2 separate regions of the Mus musculus genome follow, and region 2 is linked to region 1. Evidence: chromatin loops called from intact Hi-C (ENCODE). Cell type or tissue: left cerebral cortex. All regions are shown on one strand.

Region 1 (8,000 bases):
ATTCTTTCCAACCTAACTATCATTAAACACATAGTAGCTATTTTGTTCTTTCATTTCTTAGCACCTTTAACACTTCTAATTTATAGCTAAATTATTGATGGCTTTTTCAGATTTTCAAAAACTTTTGCTATATGCAACATATTGTTTAAAAATTTACATTTTAAATTCAACTGTATGATTTTTATTTTTAATATTCTGCTTGGTTACTTGTATCTCTGGCTGGCCTGAACCTCACTTTATGCCACCAAGCCTAGCTATACTTATATTTTTTATGTGGATGCTCATCACAAGCATGCCAGGCGTCCAGGGTGATCAGAAGAAGGCATCATATCCTCTGGAACTAGAGTTATGGATGCTTGTGAACCACAATGTTGGTGCTGGGAAGTGAACCCAGGTACTCTGAGGGAGCTCTTAACTGCAGAGCCATCTCTGAAGTCCCACATTGTAGTAGCTTTTCACACATTTTAACTTTTTATTGTTATAAAGAAAGCCTCATTCCTTTTTTAAAAATTTCTTTTATATACACAAGTATTTTGCCCACATGAATGTGCAATGCACCATGTGCATGCCTGATGCTCATAGGGGTCAAAGAGCATGTCAGATACCCCAGAACAGGAGTTATAGATCGTTGTGTGCCATTATGTGGGAGCTGAAAATCTAACCCAGTTCCCCCAAATAAATAGATCATAACATATAAAAGTAAGATTCATTAGATCATAGCATACAAAAGTAGGATTCATTACAAAAGTATTGGAAGAAAATAATAAAGAGCAAGACCAGACCATCAAAGACTGAAATTGAAAAATGAGAAGGTTTGGGCCTGGAGTGATGGCTCAGCATCTTTGTACTCCCCTTCTTTATGTCTCTACGCTTTAGTGTCATATAAGGTCTAGAGAGCATATGGAAGCAATGAAAGCAAAAACTGAAATAAGGGGGAAAACTCATGACTTTAGAACTTTTCTTGCTTTAAAGTCATCAAGAGGTTATATTGCTTAAGACTAGAATAAAGAATATAGCTTCTCATTAGATGGAGCCTGGGGAGAGTTAGGAGAAGGACTGAGGGACACAGAGAGGACAGGAACTCCACAGGAAGACCAACAGAGCCAACTAACCTGGATCCTTGGAGGCAACCAGAGACTGAACCACCAACCAAAGAGCATACATGGGCTAGACCTATCCCCTCTACATCCCACAAGTGCACCTTTATCTTCATGTGGGTCCTCTAACAACTGGGGCAGCGGCTATCCCTGACTCTGTGTCCCTGTCTCTGTTCCTCTAACTCGGCTGCCTTGTCTGGCCTCAGGGGAGTGGATTTGCCTAGTGCTGCAGTGACTTGATGTGCCAGGATGGGTTGACATAGGGGGCACCTCCCCCTTCTCAGAGGAGAAAATGGGGGGATGGAAGAGGAGCTGTGTGAAGGGGGACTAGGAGGAGAGGGGGGTTGTAATCACAATGTAAAGTGAATAAATAAAATAAAAAGAATATAGTTTGTATTTTACATCTTTAAAAATAAACAAGTTCATTTGGCTCTTTGGAAAAAATAATCAGTTTGATTATGATATTAAGAATAAGAAAAAATATACAAGCTTACTAGAACCAAAAATAAAATGCATCATTATTATAGATGCCAATTATTTAAAAGGAGAAATAAAAATTATGAGTAAGTTCAATGCTCAAAAGTTACTAGTAGTTGGGAATGGACTGATTCCTTGGAAAGCAATCTTCCAAAATGTATGACAAGAAAACCAGGCCATGGTGGCGCTTGCCTTTAATCCCAACACTAGGAGGCAGATGCAGGTAGATCTCTGATTTCAGGTCCAGCCTGGTCTACAGAGTAAATTCCTGGACAGCCTGTGGCTTCTACTTCAGCTCCTGCCTTCAAGTTTCTTTCCTGCTTAGTTCCTGCTCCGACTTTTCTCAGTGTTGGACTACCACTTGGAAGTCTAAGATGAAATAAACTCTTTCATTTCCATGTTACTTTTGGCTATGATGTTCATCAATTATTATCAATTATAAACAATATGTTTATACACTGAAAATTTAAAGAATGTTGGGAAAATATATGAATATGAGAACACTGAACTTTCTGCTCCATCTACAAACTTAAATTCACTTAAAAAAACAACAGATTATACTAGGGATATGGTGGTATATGCCTATAATACTAATATTTAGAAGGCTGAGGTAGAAGAATTTAAAGTTGATGGGTAGCATGAATAAAATAGTGGGAACCCCCATTTGAAATATAAATAAGGCCTATTAATGAAAAATTAATTTTAAAAAGATTAAATGAAAATTTTATACTTTCCCCTCCATGGTCTTCCTTAAAAAGTCACTCAGCAGATGGCACCAGAGATCCTTTAGAACAGTGTTTTTGTTTTTTGTTTTTTGTTTTTTTCTTTTTTTTGGTTTTTCGAGACAGGGTTTCTCGAAACCTGGTGTCCTGGAACTCACTTTGTAGACCAGGCTGGCCTCGAACTCAGAAATCCGCCTGCCTCTGCCTCCCGAGTGCTGGGATCAAAGGTGTGCGCCACCACGCCTGGCTAGAAGGTTCTTAACCTTCCTAATGCTGAAATCATTTAGGAGTTCCTGATGTGGTGACATCCCAACCATAAAATTATTTTTGTTGCTATTTTATAACTCTAACCTTGCTATTTTTATGAATTGTGATATAAATACCTGATATGTAGGATATATGTCCATTGTTACAAACTGAACATAATTAAAGCAGAGTGATTAACCATAAAACAATATGTGATTACATATTGTGAAATATTTATTTCTCATTATAAATAAAAATTTGTTTTGAAGCATGGTATAGCGTGGCTAACAGTCTTACTATAACAACAGTAAACTACATGGCTACATTTTGTGACAGTATGTGTAAAAAGCCAATGTCAGTGCAAAGGTTGAGATGGTTTCTTTTTGACCAGATCAGAAATTCTTGGAATAGTCTTTACAAGAGGACAACAAAGATTACTTTCCACAAGTCTATTTATATATTTAGATTTGATACCCAGCAAGCTACAGATCCCTGTTTCACAGAGCTATGGTGTTGGAAATGGAAGAAGGTGGTGCACCACAGTCTCAGACCGGGCAGGACAGGACTGGAAACATCTGCTCCAGAAGTGTGTAACTAGCACTGTGAGAAGCCAGTTCTTGCTACATTGCTGTTAATAAGCTCAATGAACTTTACTGTCTCAGGAACATCTTCAACTTTATTAAAGGGCTTTCGGCAAGTGCAAATGGGGGTCATGTAGATTTGGAAAATGAAATAAAATTTTGTCTGCAAGCTTGTGCAAGTGATGTTTCATAGAAATTATCATTGTAATCCTTTTGTCTGGCTCAATGTCATGTTCCTCAAAGAAGGCAGGTAAGGTTAGGTAACATGTAAAATTTATTTTTATCCTCTAATTTTCCTGGCCAAACCTGAAGTTTCATTTGGAATAAATCTTTTTGGACTTTTTCAGACAAATCAAGGCAGGCTGCGTTCTGTGATAGTTAAGTTATTCAAGATGGCAAAGATGTCAACAAAGTAAGCTATCTTCTGTTACTCACTTTCATTTTGAGTGCATCACAAAGATCGACAACATGTTTTAGAACTTTTCATCTTGCTCTATCTCACTGCAGTGTGAAATAGCAGAGCCGTGTATGATGCATCCAACTCCTCACTGTTTCAACAGCAGACTGTTTAAAGAACTCACTTGGACAAAAGTGACAGAACTTATGGTGCCGATCATTACTTCTTGTAACTCCTGTGGCAGTGACTTCATTGGTAATATTTGCCAATAAATCATACAGTGAGTTCCGATGACTTCTGCTGACTCATTCAGTTCCAAACATTGAAATCCAGATCACCATTCTAGCATAGCTAGGGCAGAAACCTTTCCCCAACAGATCTTGTGATCTTTCAAAAATGAACCAACTGTGTCAAAAACATTACATGCAGAAATGTTGTTTTACGACATTTGCAGAAGAGAAATTCATCTTAGAGTCTCCATCATTAATATACCTTGCATAAATCAGTGAATAATTTGCAAAGTCTGTGGACTGATCAAACTAGATACTGAATATTAGAAGTGGAATATATTTAATTTCCTGAATTACCTGACCAAGTATATCAGCAGACATGCCATCTATTCTTCAGTAGACAGTGTCGTTAAATAAGGAAATTGCATTCAACTGAGTAAAAAATTCATCTCCACTAATAACTCAAACAATGATGGCCGCTGGCAACTGTAAATCTTCACCAATAGTATGACAGTTCACAGCTCTAACAAGTCTGAGTGCCACCACATGTGCAGCTTCCATGGCTGCTACATTTTGTTTGTGGTAGCTGCCACCAGTATTAAGTCTGGTTTTCTTGAGTCCATCATCTTTGCTTCTAAAATAGTTGGTATCCTTGCCAGAAAAGCTAAGTTGTTTGCTATCAAAATGGCTTTTTAGTTTGTTCAGCTTCACAACAAATACCACATTATAGTTTCTCAACTTCTGCTGTAATTATTGAGGTCAAACCATACTATAAAAAATCCTTACTATATTTTCTTTTCTTAATGTTCTTCTCTACACGATCCACTGTCATGGGATGGTTTTCTAATGAGAATAATATATAACACTAGCTTTAAGAGTACAAAAGATCATACATGGCATAGTCCAGTCAATAAGCTTCATTAATGTTTCCTATGATGTGCCTTTTCTTTTGTTTTCTATTTTCTTTATATACCTGTAACTATCACAAGGGGGCAGTATTCACAATGGGAATATAAAAATTAAGTTCCCATGGTACTGATAATATTTTTTCCCAGTAGTTAATGATTTTACAGTACATGATTTTACATTTACCCAGCAATTATAATTCATAAAGTGTTACTTTACCTTCAATATTGCTACTTTCAACACAATAGCTGCTCGCCACACATGTATGACCGGGCTGGCAAAGTACTTTATGGTGTCACCCCTATCACACCCCTGCATTTGTTCAGGGTGTCTGTGTCCAGGTAGTTATATGTGGGCTTATCTACATCTAGGCAGGTCAGTCTGGAGACAGATAGAGGAGTGGTATTTCAGTTCCTAAGAATCATCGGAAATACTAGTGTTCTGATTGTCTTAGGTGACCCAACCCCTGTGAAAGTCACTAGACTCTCAAAGAGGTCATGAATTTCATTTTTTGTGTGTATGTCTGGTGCATATATTTGTTTGTGTATGCACGCACATGTGTGGAGCCAGAGGTTGACACTGGATGTCACATATGATCACTGGCTATATCATTTTTTAAAGACAGTGTTTTTTTTTTTTTTTTTGTTTTTTGTTTGTTTTTTTTTTTTAACTAAACCTGGAGTTCATTCATTTGACTAGGCTTACTGACCACTGAGCTCCAGGGATCTTCTTGTCTGAACATCTCCATGGCTACCACACCCAGCTTTCCTATGCATACTAAAGATCTAAACTCAGGTACTAACCTTTACATGGTAGGCACTGATTAAGCTATCTCCCTACCTCTATATTTTAAAACAAAGACATGACAGTAAGAGCTGAGAAGCCTGGCCATTCATGACTTCTGACTGACTGATTTTGTATGTGTGTGTGTATGTAAATATATGTATGAGTGTATACAGACAGACAGACAGACAGACACACACACACATACATATCAGGGAGTATAGTGCAAAATAACCAGACACCTATACAAGATCATTTGTCAGTTATACAAAACAAAAAGGCAGGGGAATGTAGGAATACATATATTTATGTACGTACTTGTATGTACACATACACATACATGTACTCTATAAGAATATGAACACATATCTATAGATAATTTTGGAATAGGGTCTCATGTAGTTGAAGTTAACCTCAAACTCCTTATGCAGCCAAGGATGACCTTGAACTACGAATCCTTCTTACTTAACCTCAGAAGTGCTAAGATTACAGGCATACATGATTATGCTTGACTTTACTGGACAAAACTTTAAGATCTCCAAATTTAAATAGGATTCAACCTAACTGTATTTCTACAGAGAAGGAAAAACAAAAAGAGAAAAAGCAAGCCAGGAATAGTGAGAGACTTCCAACATAAGCTTATCTCTTAAGGTAAGACTATGTGATATCAATAATATAAATCCTAGTGTGAGTATCATGATCATTTTTCAACTACAATCTTTTTAGTTCTTGGGTTCACAGTTTGAAAGGTAGGTTGAAAAGGCAAAACAAAACAAAACCCAAAAAAACCAACCCCCCCAAACAAAAACAAAATCCCCTATAATCTGAACTTATTTGGTTCAAAGACAATGAATATATGCACTTATATGATTTTATTTCCTGGGTTCAGATATAAGTGTTCAAAGGACATTTGCATTGTAAAACAGGACATGGTAGATTACCCTGATTCATCATTTTCCATTTTCTGCATGTTTCTAATGTTATCTGTGTTGATTTGAAAGTCAAACTATAACAATGTTTCTATTAATTTTACTCAGTTGGAATAACTAACATCTAATATTGTAGAAGGCTCTTAAATAGTACAAGTGAAAATCTACAGAATACTTTCCTTTATCCATATGTGATATATTCTAAGATTCTCTTTAGATGTCTAAAGTTATAAAACCCTGTAAAATGTTTTTTTCCTTTTATCATAAACATACATGTTTATGATAAAACGTTTATCAATATGGTATAGTACTAGATTAAAAATGAAGTATAAAGAAACAGAACTATTAATATAAAAATTAGAATATAAAATGGTGTACGTTAAACACATTTATAATCCCTCTGAACAATTTAGACACTCATTTTCACTTAAGGCTTGTTTCTACTACTCATGGCTCTCTTAATGCCAAATATTCTTCTGTAGTAACAACACACTACAGTATGGTTATTTAAAACTCACGATGTATGTATTTCTATGATTTTCCACTTAGTATTCTTACATCATGCTTGACCATGTGCAACTGAACAATAGCCAAGCGTAACGCCATAAATTCAGGTTGCATTATGTATAGCAAATACATCTCATGTATCAATATGCTTACTAGGTATGGATCATTTTACTTTAATTTCATAATTGCTGTATGGTTTATCTTATATAATTTACATACAGGGCTAACAGTTTTATTGCATGCGGGCCAGTGTGTAGATACATGTGCAAGAACCCTATGCATGAGGGTTCAGCTGGTAAAAAGCACCTGAAACCAAGAGTTTGATCCAAAAGGAGGAAGAAGAAAACCCACTCTTCAAGTTGTCTTCTGGCCTTGATAGAATATAAAATAATTTTTAAGATGTAAAAAATTATTAAACTTTAAATTCACCCAAACAATCCAGAGATATACATTAGGCTGATTTTACCTATCTTGTATGTTAACGCCAACATAGCTGTGACCTGAGGTCACGGTTTCCAAGTGTCGTTGACTATTGCAAATGCATTTCGACTTCGTGTGGATCACTTATGTTGGCACACTTAACACAAGAAGCATTAACAGTCTCACTACACTGCATGAATAGAAAAGAACTCTAGAAAGAATGGGTCAATTTTTACAATCATGGTTTCTATCATCAGATTGTAGTACTACTGCATGGTGAACGGTAGGAAGGATTAATTTAATCCTTTAAAGCATGTTTTCAGAATAGGATGTAAAAATAAGATGGTTACTTACATCACTCTCATTAACAAAGTTAAAATAAACCTTTTAACTTCCCCTTTCCCTTGCTGAAAATCTCATGTAATAAAGGGATAAATGAAAAATATAAAACATTCCCCAGGGATCTATATTAACAAGTATGATACAAAGAATACTAAAAGACAAAGGAAGTACACATGCTTGTCCTCACAATTAAGAAACACAGCTAACATAAATAGAGAGGATATGTAGAATATCTATCAATTATCAATTACTGGCAAATCTAGATATGTATTTTCACTAAAGGGAGATATAGCAGAACAAACTATGACCTAGTTGTGTAGCTATCATGAGAGCAAACAGGAAAGTCATTTGACTTGAGCCTCA
Region 2 (8,000 bases), 190 kb after region 1:
CTTGTACATACCAATGTAGTTGTCACTCAGAAATACATGAGGCATCTACATTATCCAGAACTCTCTTTTGTGCCTGCTGTCTTAACCATCATTACACACAGGCAGCCGATTTCTTTCTAATTGCTTATTTGGGTACTTAATATATAGATCATGTTGTATAGTTTGGATTTTTGTTTTGAAATACATCTGTCTTATTGCAAATATCAGTAATGCTGAGAAGTATGAAGTTACTACATTAGAAATAATCTTTTTAAAACACATTTGAGGTATTTCTAATTTGGGGGTTACTATGAAAATGACTTTGTGGACAAATGATTTTTATTTCATTTCTTTGTGGTATCACTCTTTGAATAGGTCATTTTTGGTCATTGTGTAGATGCACCTTTTATGGTCATGAACGTATACATGGCACTCTACAATGTTTATACAACTTAATCCTCACACAAGCCATGCATGAAAACTGCAGTTGCCCAACATCTTGCAAACACTTGACATTATCAGTCTCAGTTCAGCCACTTAATAGCAAGCAATGTTGATTTATGCTTTCTGCACAGCTGATGATGCTGAGCTGCTACCTGTGTCCTAGTGGGATCCTGACATATCTTTTGTAAAAGGTTTGCTCAAGGCTTCTCTTTCATTTGTACAAATTGAGTTTGTGATTTTTATCTGTAGAGGTTTTGTGTATATTCTGGATACAAGTTCTTTATTAGATGAATATCTTGTGTGTACTTTCTCCCGGAAAATATTTTTTATCAACAGAAATTTAAATTAGGATGAAGCACAAGATATTTTTACTTTTATACTTATGTATCAAATATTATATTTATTATGTATTTCAAGAAATTTTTTGCCTACCACATGATCACTTCCCTTTTGTAATTGGAACTTTATCATTCTGATTTTGCAATGTGGTTTGTGACTTATCTCAAATTAACTGCATTATTGTCTTGATTAGTTTCAAGTTTAATTGTTTATTTACGCAGATTTTCCTAACAAACTGGTTACAAATAACATTTCTTTTAGATTTCTCAAATGGATAAGTGAAAACAATTTGTTATTGCTTTATATATTGACGGGCTCTCTAATTTGAATGCTTGCTGATTTCCATGTCCCCACAATTTTGAGTTAGAGGTATTACCTGGTAAAAGGGTTAAGTTATTGACTATGGTTTTCTTCTTTGGTAGATGTGAAATTATCTTAGCAGAACTGATATAAGGATAGTTATGTCAATTAAGATTATAAGAGGCTCAATTGTTGTCATCCATCACAAATTTTACATCAGTAAGGATTTAAATTAACTTCAGAAGCATTCAAATGACCTTCTTTGGGCTAGAGAGATGGGACAGTGGGTGAAATAGTTGTGCAAACATGGGAACCCGAGATTGAATCCCCGTTATTCATGTAAAGAAAGCTAGGTGTGGCAGTCCTTGTTTATAACTCTGGCTGTAGAGAACAGAGATGGGTAGATCCCAGAGGCTTTGTTGGCCAACCCATCTAGGAGGTTCCATAGAGACTCTGTCAAAAAATAATGTGGGGGAGACATTCTATCCTCCATAATTAAATATGACTGAGCACACTTACATACACATATGAACAAGTGCATATTACACACATTTGTACGCACACACGCGTGCAGCACACACACACACACACACACACACACACACACACACGTACCTCTTCCCCACATCCTACAGAAGAATGGCTACATTTGTAACCATCTTGCTCAGCTATGGAAGAAATTAAAACAGATAAGGACAAATGACACCAAAAATTTGGAATCCTATTACAACAAATCTCCAAACCATGAGTTATGCTTGCCAGAGAAATAAAAGCAACCTTAGTCTATTTAAGGCAAAGGAATTGAGGTAACTTATGCCGCTAAATAAAGCAAAATTCCTCTGCATCTTTGTCCTTACTGACTCCCATGACCTCCAAAAATAAGAGCTTTTTTGACTTGATGTCAAAAGTCTGAGGAACCCAGAAAAGAGTAAGTCTTAGAACTACTGAATAGTTTAGGGATTTTATTATACATAGGATGGGCTAGAATTCTAAGGAGAGTTAAAATATTCATGTTCACTTTGGAGGGATAATGTCTCAGAACAATGGCTCGATAAGCAGCTCTGATAGTTCTGATAAAGAATACGTTTCCACTTTTCTAATAATATGATTCAAACCATTCTTTATGCTACATAAATCCTTCCCACGTCCATCCAGATAGTTGGCTTCAGAATGCTCCATAAAAGCTGTAAAATGAGCTAGAATCTCCTGTCCTCTGATAATTTTCGTACCAGTAAATATCTTTCCATGACCTCTAGTCCTGTCCTATCATTTAATCTGAGACTCCTAAACAAGTGCACTTCTATTCTCTGTCCTTTCTTACAAATGCTAGTGGTAATTGTTAACTTACTTAAACACATTTCTTACATACATTTTATGGAGCAATTTTCATTTTGTAACTCACCACATCTTAGTTTCTTATTTTCTGTCTGATACAAAGAAAGAGAGAGAGAGGGAGAGAGAGAGAGAGAGAGAGAGAGAGAGAGAGAGAGAGAGAGAGAGAACAAAATAAAAGAAAGAAGTTAATTCAATACAAAGGCAAATAATTGCCACAAGGAAAGAATTGTCATAACTTTCCCCAAGGAACCCTATTTTTGTTGATTTTAAAAAATTGTTCAGCATATTTTTCTTATGGGATTGAGGTTTTACTTTTCAGTGTTTCTATGCAACCAAAATATATATTTGATGTACTGCACAGAGTTCTGGTAATATCTGACAACAGTCTTGTCAAAACACATGGAATGTGTGCTTACTCATTATGGGAACCTCGAAAACCTCTGCCCCTTCAAAACCGTTGGGCCTGGAAAGCTGCTGAAATTTTGGAACACAGTTGAACATGCTGCTCTATGCAATGGTCTTAGTTCTCTAGGGAGCCATAGGGGATGATGATACAAAAACCTATCTAGACAATACTGCTCAGCAAGGCCACACTAACAACCCCTTTCTAAAAGGCTCTACGCAATCCTGATTTCATGTTCCAGCTTCACTGTGGTCATGTCTTCGCATCTGAAAGAGTGGCAGTGTCTTAAATGCGAGCCACTGGAGATCTAAATGCTCTGACTTGGTGCTTTTTGACAGGAGAGAAAAGCCAATAAACCAGCCCCAAAATGGTGCAATCAGGAGCAGCGCATAATTAGAAGCCATCTGCATGTCTTGTATGCCCCTTTCTGTATGTGAAATAGGGCCAGCACTATGTGAGTCCTTAGAAAGCTCCTTTCAAAAATTTCAAATCCTTATTGAGACTCTACCCTACAGAGGAGAGAACAAGACAGACCAATGTATTCATGATCAACTCCCCCCCCCTTCTGATTTTCTCTTAAGATGTGTGAGCAATTTACAACCAAATTAACATAATGTCCTACCCCTACACTGGAAGTGTTTATTGTAGACTTAAAAAATATTCTAAAATTCATGTTAAAAAAAATAAGTCAGAGGAGTTAACAAAATAGCTGTTGTGTGTATCCGAGAAGACTACAGTATAAAGTTCATTCTAGATTCCAGTGGAGGCGGTGTCCTCTACCCACAGGCAAATGCTAGTCCTCAGCCTTCAGATTCTACACTTTATTTTTCATTAGAAATCTTGTTATTTAATAAAAGACAATTAGTTTAGAGAAATTTTTGGTTCATAGCAAAACTGAGAGGAAGGGCACAAAGATACTACGCATGCTTTCTGCTCCCACTCTTGGTGTCCTCCTTAAGAGATGACTCTGATTCCCATATTAAGTGCTCTCTTGGCTAGAAGGCACACGGTTAAGAAGCCCCTCATAGAGTTCATAGCAGGCATGAGTCACAACGAGGAGAGGGTGTTCTTTTTAATCCCACTGTGATTTGCTAGCGTGTTAAAGAGAACATGTAGTCAGCAGGCAATTTTAGGCTATTGTTTTATCCCCCACAGACCACAGACACCACCTTGCTGTATGCATTCTGTGCTCTGGGATGTTATAGAGGAGAGCTGGGACTGTTCTTGTAGGGAGTTGGTCTTGATCTTCGTGATCCCTTCCAAGCTTTAGAGTCTAAGAGAGTTTTATGTTTTAGAAGGTTGTGTGTCAGTAGTCAGTGTGAATATGCAGAACCATGTCATAAATAAATATAAGACTGTTTAAAAGCCATACATCTTTAAAGTGCCACACCACTATATTTTATGTGACTTATGTACATGTCCTTAATGTGTCCTACAAAACAGATGCCTGTCTCTTGATTCCAGCTTCAGAGGTTAGAGTCAATACTCCTGATAGTATATCCAGGCTGAGATACAAGTGATTCATACTCTAACATGCACTGATTCCAAATTCCCACATGTCTGAATGTTAGCAAGCATCTTTCATTAGAATCTTTCTCATACACCCAGTGACTCCCTGGGTTTCCTGGTCTATGGCTGATCATTTCTGGTTGGTTTTATCTTTCACAAATGGAGCCAGAAATCAGTTCTTCTCTTTCTTGTGAAGTCAGTTGTCTTGGGATCCCAGAACATTATTATCTTGGGTGTTATTGCCACAGTCCCTCAAGTCTTTGTGTTGTCACTAGGTATCAGTGTGGGGTTGATGTCACCAAGGCCTGTGGTACTTAGAATGTTCCAAATTCTTTGGAGTTCAGAGTTTTCTAGTGGTTTTAAATTTAATTTTGTTTCTCTTATTAGTTTACCCATGGAGCAGTTTTTTCCTTTCCTTTCCTTTCCTTTCCTTTCCTTTCCTTTCCTTTCCTTTCCTTTCCTTTCCTTTCCTTTCCTTTCCTTCCTCCCTCTCTCTCTCTTTTTCTTTCTTTCTTTCTTTCTTTCTTTCTTTCTTTCTTTCTTTCTTAACATATAACATATCTTTGTTGGTGTGTGTGTGTGTGTGTGTGTGTGTGTGTGTGTGTGTGTATCATACAGTACATTGTGATTCTGATTGTTTTCCTTCCTCAGCTCATACCCTTTCCTTCTCCCTCGCACTAGAAATGAACATCTACAGAAAAATAAGTTAAGATAAAATAAAAACAATCCAGAATATGACAAAAGACCCAAACAAACACAAACAGAAAACAAGAGCCAATGAAAACCCACAAGAAACACATGTAGTAGGTCCAGAGACACAAACATTTCCAAACACAGAAGTCTCATGAAAACATAAAACCAGAAACCAAATCATATAAGCAAAAGACCTATAAGGTTAGAGAAGGTTTTATGTTACAGATAAATTATTATAAAACAAAAAACCTCCAAAAATACCATTGAGTTTGTTTTTCCGGGGCCATCTACAGCTTGGTTTGGGGCCTGCCCATACGTGTGGCTTGCACACCCAGTGAAAACTAGGTTTTTCTTTGGGAGCAGTTATCAATTGATGATAGATTCTGGGTTAGAGATAGAGACTTGTGTCTACTTCCTCTCTTATTACTGGGACCCCCATGTAGCTTAGACCTGTGCAGGTCCTGTGCATGCTGCCACAATGTCTATGAGTTCATGTGTGGGTCAGTCCCATTGTGTCCAGAATGCCTGTTTCCTTGGTGTCTTCCATCCTCACTGACTCTTGTAATCATCCAACATCCTCTTTTGCAAAGCCCTGAGGGGAAGGATTTGATGGAGACAGCCCATTCCAATGTCTCCCACTCTCTGAACATTGTCCATCTGGTCTCTGTCTTTGTTCCCATTTACTGCTCGAGGAAGCTTCTCTGATAATGGCTGAGCAAGTCATTGATTTATGAATATAGCAAAATGTTGTTAGGAGTGGTTTTATTCTATGTCTCATTAGTAGAATAGTAGTATTTTGTTTCCCCTTAGGTCATGGCCTATCTAATCTCAGGTTCTTGGCTCTATATTAGTTATAGTTATTTTTGCTGTGATGAAACACTATTAAAAAAGCAACTTGTGGAGGAAATTGTTTTTCAGCTTACGCTTCAACATCACAGTTCACCATCAAAGGAAGTCAGGACAGTACCTCAAGCAAGGCAGGAAACTGGAGGCAGAAGCTATTGCAGAGGCCATGGAGGTATGCTGCTTACTGTTTAGCTCCCCATGAGTTGCTCAGCCTGATTTCTTATAAAACTTAGGACCAAAGCCCAGGGGTGTCACCACCCATAATGGTCTGGGCTCTCCCCCATAAATTGCTAATTAAAAAAAATGCCCTACAATCTTGCCTACAACCTGATCTTATGGTGGCATTTTCTCAATCAAGGCTTTCTACTCTCTGATGACTCCAGCTTGTGTTACGTGGACATAGAACTAATCAGTACACCACCTAAGCCGTGTCAGACTTGGATTCCGTCTCATGGAGTGGACCTTAAATTCAATCTGATAGTAGCTGGTTACTCCCACAACTTTTTAAAAAACTTTTTTTAATTAGATATTTTCTTTATTTACATTTCAAATGTTATTCCCTTTCCTCGTTTCCCCTCTGAAAAACTCCTATCCCATCCCACCTCCCCCTGATCACCAACCCATCCACTCCTACTTCCTGATCCTAGCATTCCCCTATACTTTGACACCGAGCCTTCAAAGGACCAAGGGTCTCTCCTCCCATTGATGTCCCACAAGGCTATCCTCTGCTACATATGTGGCTGGAGCCTTGATTTGCTCCTTGTATACTCTTTGGTTGGTGGTTTAGTTCCTGGGAGTTCTGGGGGTACTGGTTGGTTCATATTATTGTTCCACCTATGGGGCTGCAAACCCCTTCAGCTCCTTGGGTACTTTCTCTAGCTCCCCCATTGGGGGCTCTGTGCTCAGTCCAATGGTTGGCTGAGAGTATCCCCCTCAGTATTTTTCAGGCACTGGCAGAGCCTCTCAGGACACAGCTATATCAGGCTCCTGTCAGCAAGCACTTGTTGGCATCTGCAATAGTGTCTGTGTTTGGTAACTGTATATGGGATGAATCCCCAGGTGAGGCAGTCTCTGGATGGCCTTTCCTTCAGTCTCTGCTCTACACTTTGTCTCTGTATCTCCTCCCATGGGTATTTTGTTCCTCCTCTAAGAAGGACCAAAATACCCACATTTTGGTCTTCCTTCTTCTTGAGCTTCTGTGAATTGTATCTTGGGTGTTCCAAGCTTCATGAGTCCTAGGGACTGTAACTCAGGTTTCATGCTTCTACTTTACCTACTGAACCATCTGTCCAGGCATATAATTGGAAATTTTAAAAAATTCCATTTCCCTCAAATTTTGGTACCTCTGTGATACCTCCTATTTGTAGAGTTTTGCCTATTTAACACTGCTTGTGACAAATCTCACTTAGAGAACAATAAGAACAAAGCCTTGTTAACTTATTTAGAAATAGTCATATGGTTCTGATAGCCAAGATTGCACACATAGGGTATCACATTTCATTTACAGATATTTATTTTATATCTATGATGTATTGTCATGGTTATGGATCTCTGGAGACTGTGGTGAGAATGAGAAAATCTTGAGCTAACTTGACATCTGAAAGCCCTGGAGTCAAGTGGTCATAAAATTGTTCACATTAGTTCAGAATAAAGAGATTAATGATAATATTAGTAACATCAAACAAATGACTTACTAAAGAAATTATGTTCCAGTAAGAAAAAAAATGGGTAAAATTCACGATTTGTTTGAAAACTGTGAAAATTTATATGACAGTGATTTTATACACAGCTACTTATTAAAAGAGGAACACCCACACTCCTCAGGGTGGTTCTGCTCCTCTTCAGATGGCAAAGTGTTGCTGCTTTGCCTCGCTTGTTTCCCTGAGCTATAACATGGAGACAAGCTTTTTATCCAAAGCGCTAAAAATGTTTAGCTTCAGTAGTTCAAGCCAATGAAGCAAGGTCTAAAGATGCATTGCTAAAGTAGTGTTTCATATAATTGGAAGGTACAGTTTCAAGGATGTTGGCAGTGAAGGAAAATTTAATTGCTTATTTCATTTATATCCATGACTGCTGACACAAAGAGATTAACTCCTTTGTTTCAAAAGTGGATATTGCTTTTATAATTGTGTTTTGAAATGTGCATTGAATT

What was found. A loop is a pair of places that touch in the nucleus more often than their neighbours do. Peaks named below come from ENCODE experiments on the same cell type or tissue, not always from the same donor. Only the 100,000 strongest peaks of a DNase experiment are listed, where the experiment ranks them.
Region 2: a loop joins it to region 1, with 2.2 times the contacts of the local background. A loop is called at or near these places in 3 of 42 quality-filtered maps.

What each region holds. Positions count from the first base shown.
Region 1 is chr5:45,752,951-45,760,950 of GRCm38, forward strand. All of the region lies in intron 4 of Lcorl (ligand dependent nuclear receptor corepressor-like), which reads right to left. It also overlaps the pseudogene Gm21020. Among named protein-coding and RNA genes, the nearest start is that of Gm3414, 29 kb to the left of the region's middle. In left cerebral cortex, CTCF peaks have their summits at 2,334 (motif pointing right) and 4,745 (motif pointing right); no DNase peak of the experiment used is centred here.
Region 2 is chr5:45,940,915-45,948,914 of GRCm38, forward strand. All of the region lies in intron 2 of Gm40298 (a long non-coding RNA gene), which reads left to right. Among named protein-coding and RNA genes, the nearest start is that of Gm40298, 12 kb to the left of the region's middle. In left cerebral cortex, no CTCF peak of the experiment used is centred here; a DNase peak (open chromatin) is centred at 3,224.